Linked DNA regions of Homo sapiens: region 1 is linked to region 2. The links are chromatin loops, found by intact Hi-C in ENCODE. Cell type or tissue: OCI-LY7. All regions are shown on one strand.

Region 1 (2,500 bases), 260 kb after region 2:
TTGTTAATTGCTCTCTAGAACCTGTGGCATGGAAAGTTCCCCAGATTCTGGCCCCACCTCTGCCTCCAGTATGCAGTGATGGATAATAATAACTTCTTATACCCAGAACGAAGGTCACCAGTGCAAAGTAGCACAGCCAGGAATCAAACCTGGGGACCTCTGAGCCTGTTTCCCCAACAGTACATTGAGGGCCTTGCACTCCATTTCTGGTTTTCTTTTTGTGATGCTCTTAAATAGGATCCTTAGAGATTTGTGGATACACCTGTTTCCTCATCTGAAAATAAGGACGATATCACCTGCTCTGCCTAACGTACAGATTCTTAATATCATGTCTCTGAAAGCTACATGAAGAGTCAATAAACAGTTCTGTGAGACCTGCCAGGGGCCCAGAGCCGCGTGGATCACAGTCCTTACCTTCTCCAGAATGTAAATGCTTTGAAGCTTAGAGAACCATGAGGCCTCATGGGTGTGACCAAAGCAGTGGCCGCTGGAGAGGTTATCCATGGGTGATGGGACACCTCGGGACCTCGTGAAGTCTCTCCCAAGAATGACCGTGGCAGTTCAGGGTGGAGGAGGAGCTTTGACATGCTCCAGAAGCTATGGAGCCCTGACTCAACACGCCCACCCTCGAGGAGCAAGCCTGGAAGGCTGCAGAGGTGGCCACTGGCCTGGCTGACTCAGGCAAGGTTTACATTGGTTATGCACCCAGTGGTCCTTCCAGAGGCAACATGTGGCCCCATGTGGCCATCTGCAGCTTCCTCGCACAGATGGAAAAGCAGAAACTCTCCCTTTTTAACTGTAAAAGGGGAGAAGAAAGTACCAGCTGCAGGGGTGGTTGTGGAGACTGAAGGACCAGTCCTCACCTGATACCCAAGGGGCCAGTTTATTACAAGGCTGAATTTGTCCAAGGCAAGCCCTGGGACAGGGGCAGTGTCCCCTCCAGCTTGAACCCCCAGGGCCTAGGAAGACATCTCTGGGGCTGATGGAGGACTCAAGGGCTTCACCCATGGATGGGACCCCACCAGCACCTCTGAGTCCAGGGCCAGCACTGTCTGCATCTAGAGTAGTCTCCCAAAGCAGGGCCCAGGGCTGCAGAACCACTGAGGCCCCCTACTGCCCAGAGGAAAAGTCCAAATCCCAGGCCCATAGCAAATGTAGTCTGATCTTTTTTTTTTTTTTTTTTTTTTTTTTGAGACGGAGTCTCGCTCTGTCGCCCAGGCTGGACTGCAGACTGCAGTGGCGCAATCTCGGCTCACTGCAAGCTCCGCTTCCCGGGTTCACGCCATTCTCCTGCCTCAGCCTCCCGAGTAGCTGGGACTACAGGCGCCCGCCACCGCGCCCGGCTAATTTTTTGTATTTTTAGTAGAGACGGGGTTTCACCTTGTTAGCCAGGATGGTCTCGATCTCCTGACCTCATGATCCACCTGCCTCGGCCTCCCAAAGTGCTGGAATTACAGGCGTGAGCCACCGCGCCCGGCCTGTAGTCTGATCTTTAATGGATTCTGAGGGTGGAAAGGAGTAGGGGAGTGATGGAGGACTTTATTGGAACAAGTGGAGAAAAGGGAATAAGGTCTGTATGCTAATTACTCTTTTTTTTTTTTGAGACGAAGTCTTGCTCTGTACCACAATGCCCGGCTAATTTTTTTTTGTTTATTTATTTATTTATTTATTTATTTATTTATTTATTTATTTATTTTTGGAGAGACCGGGTTTTCCATGTTGGCCAGGCTGGTCTCAAACTCCTGACCTCAGGTGATCCACCCACCTTGGCCTCCCAAAGTGCTGGGATTTCAGGCATGAGCCACCATGCCTGGCCTCCCAGGTTCAAGCAATTCTCCTGTCTCAGCCTCCCGAGTAGCTGGGATTACAGGTATGCACCACCATGCCTGGCCAATTTTTGTATTCTCAGTAGAGACAGGGTTTTGCAATGTAGGCCGGGCTGGTCTTGAACTACTGACTTCAGGTGATCCACCCACCTCGGCCTCCCAAAGTGCTGGAATTATAGGCGTGAGCCACAGCACCTGGCCAATATTACTTTATCAGTGTTAAAATTTCTGGAGTGATAACAATACTGTGATTTTGTAGGAGAATGCCCTGTTCTTAGGAAACACATACTGTAGTGTTTAGGGATGAATAAAGTGTTGTGATGTCTGTAACTTAGTCCTAAATGGCTCAGCAAAAAAAGAAGCCAGGCATGGTAGCTCATGCCTGTAATGGAGGCTGAGGCAGCAGGAGGATCGCTTGAGCCCAGGAGTTTGAGACCAGCCTGGGCAACATAGGGAGACCCTGTCTCTTATAAAAAACAAAAAAAAAATTAACTGGGTGTGGTGTTGTGCACCTGTAGTCTCAGCTACTTGGGAGGCTGAGGTGGGAGGATTGCTTGAGCCCATGAGGTGGAGGCTACAGTGAGCAGTGATTGTGCCACTGCACTCCAGCCTGGGTGACAGAGCAAGATCTTATCTCAAAAAAAAAAAAAAAAAAAAAGCCAGTGTAGCAAAAT
Region 2 (2,500 bases):
CCACGCCCAGCTAATTTTTGTATTTTTAGTAGAGATGGGGTTTAACTATGTTGGCCAGGCTGGTCTGGAACTCCTGACCTTGTGATCCGACCGCCTCGGCCTCCCAAAGTGCTGGGATTACAGGTGTGAGTCGCCGCGCCCGGCAAAAAAAAAAAAAAAAAAAAAACTTTTCAAGAACAAAGTTGATTGAGGTAGGAAGAAACTAAGGAGACACTGTTCAACAGTATTCTAGGCAGGACCTCGCCTAGAATAGCTGAGATTTCTATTTTCTATGTGAGTTCCCCCAGATGACTGTTTCAAACTCTGTCGCGGGTGTGTGCCAATCCTCTTCCCATACCAACACTGTTACTATCTCTTGGTTTCATCTGCCTAAGCAGGGTTTTGGATGGCAGGAGGATGGGGGTGGGGGAAGCAAGGGAAGAACTGGAAGGAAGTGTGACTTTGCGCTATATGTGAGAATTCGCCTTTTTAGGGAAGACCCCTCAAAATCAAGAGACTTATCTGTCAGCCTCCAGATTAATAGCAGGCGAATTAGAAAGGGGGAGTCTTGAGGCTGGGGAGGAAGGAGTGAACTGATTAGGGGTGTATGCAAATTTAGGATCCCGCTTCAGCTCCCAGGAGGAGGGGCTGTCTGCAGCCTTTTCTCCAAAGGATCTCAGATTTATTTATTTTTTTGCTGTTTGTTTTTTTTTTTTTTTTTTTGGTGGGTATTGGTGCTGGAGAAGAGAGGTCCGGTGGGGAAAGAATCCCGGCCCTGGAGATTATATATCCGCCTTCGCATCAGCGGAGCAGGGACGCTGGGAGCGCGCGCGGCCCGCCGGCTAGTCAGTCCCCTGACCCGGAACCGCACTGGTGCCGCCGCTAGCCGGCTGCCCACGTGCCTGCAACAGTGGCCACGTGGGGCCCTGAGGAAACGCCTTTACAAAGGTTTGTCCCCTGCGCTGCCCAGTAGGGAGGAAAACCGGAGGAGAGCGCAGGAGGAAACAGTACCGGCTGGAGGCCGGTCTTGCAGGAGCGGGGGACTGCTGGGGGCGGGGCTTGGTGGTGACCGCTGGCGGGGCGGGGCCTGGGGCTCAGAGGGGTGGGCTTTGGAGATCAGAGGGTCGACGCTGCTTCGTTGCCTGGACTCTGGTTTCCGCCCTGGAGCAAGCCGGGGCCTGGTCGGCAGCTGGGCCGCCATGGAGTCCACGCTGGGCGCGGGCATCGTGATAGCCGAGGCGCTACAGAACCAGCTAGCCTGGCTGGAGAACGTGTGGCTCTGGATCACCTTTCTGGGCGATCCCAAGATCCTCTTTCTGTTCTACTTCCCCGCGGCCTACTACGCCTCCCGCCGTGTGGGCATCGCGGTGCTCTGGATCAGCCTCATCACCGAGTGGCTCAACCTCATCTTCAAGTGGTGAGACAGAGAAGCCCTCCGGCATCCTGGTCCCCACCCCCGAGGGCCCTGAGTCATGTGTAAGCCCTGGTCTCTTTCAGCAACTGTCTCAAGGGCCTTCCCACCCCTACTCTGTAGTCCCTGATTTTTTTTCCCCTTGAGCATCTTTGTGCAGCTTGGACTCAAACCTCAGAGTCCAACCATCCTACTCATTAGACCAGTGTTCTTCAAACTGGTCTGATGGAAAAATCACCTAAGGGGCGTGTCTAAAATGTAAATATCCCATCCTCATCTCACACTTACTAATTTAGAAACTCCAAGGGGTTGGGAATTTATTTTTTATTTTTTATTTTTGGTTTATGGGAATTCATATTTTAACAAATATGGTGATTTAAGTAGTGGAGAGTCCTACCTCTCAACTCACTTTTTCATTCATGTATTCATTCATTTGCTATAATTTTTCAGAAGCATGCTTTGTGCTGGGCATCACGGTAGCTGCTAAGGACAGAGACACCTTGCAGATTAAGGTGTGGTCCCTGGACCATGCCCAACGGCATAGGCAGCACTTGAAAACTGGCTAAAAACGCAGACTCTCAGGCCCCGGGCCAGAGCTACTGAATCAAAATCTGCATTTTAACAAGGTTCCCAGGTGATTCCCTGTGCGTATGCAGTAAAGTTTGGGCTAAAGCACTGCTTTCCAGGGAACACTTTCTCTTCTTTCTCTTTCATTCACCAGTAGACTCTTCACACTGAGACTTAGAAGCCAGGAATCCCAGGGACATGGGTGGAGGCCCTGTGGCCCCTGGGGCTGGGCATGCAGCCACACCTCCCTTCACCTCAGCCTCTGTTGCCAGATCCTCAGCCTGGGGGAAGGAAGGGAGGCTCATAGGAGGTATTTCAATGAGCTGGAATGACTTGCTGAAAAACAACATAGAGTTCCCCTCCCTTCCACTCTTTTCCACGAGGGCCTCATCCTTATGTAAAGGGAACCACAGTGATCTGTTCACTTCTTTCTTGCCTAATTGCCCTTTGCTTTGTGCTCTCCTCTCTCAAAGTCTGTATAAGCCTCCCCCTCTATTCCTTGTCCCCCAAAGATCACAATCTCCTTCAGACACTATTAATGTC

Evidence for each region. Hi-C counts contacts between places; a loop is a spot of excess contacts. Peaks named below come from ENCODE experiments on the same cell type or tissue, not always from the same donor. Only the 100,000 strongest peaks of a DNase experiment are listed, where the experiment ranks them.
Region 1: it touches region 2 in a loop (2.5-fold over the local background); 6 of 110 quality-filtered maps call a loop at or near these places.

What each region holds. Positions count from the first base shown.
Region 1 is chr17:44,328,056-44,330,555 of GRCh38, forward strand. No RefSeq gene overlaps it. Among named protein-coding and RNA genes, the nearest start is that of SLC25A39, 4.5 kb to the left of the region's middle. In OCI-LY7, CTCF peaks have their summits at 1,079 (motif pointing left) and 1,322; DNase peaks (open chromatin) are centred at 226, 636 and 1,096; H3K4me3 peaks cover 1,150 bases; H3K27ac peaks cover 1,634 bases.
Region 2 is chr17:44,069,788-44,072,287 of GRCh38, forward strand. It overlaps G6PC3 (glucose-6-phosphatase catalytic subunit 3), which reads left to right and starts at 948. Exons shown (of 6, transcript NM_138387.4): 1 at 948-1,396. The coding sequence starts at 1,179. RefSeq lists enhancers at 1-290, 291-1,217, 1,235-1,474, 1,595-1,644, 2,145-2,500. In OCI-LY7, no CTCF peak of the experiment used is centred here; DNase peaks (open chromatin) are centred at 964 and 1,384; H3K4me3 peaks cover 2,314 bases; H3K27ac peaks cover 2,205 bases.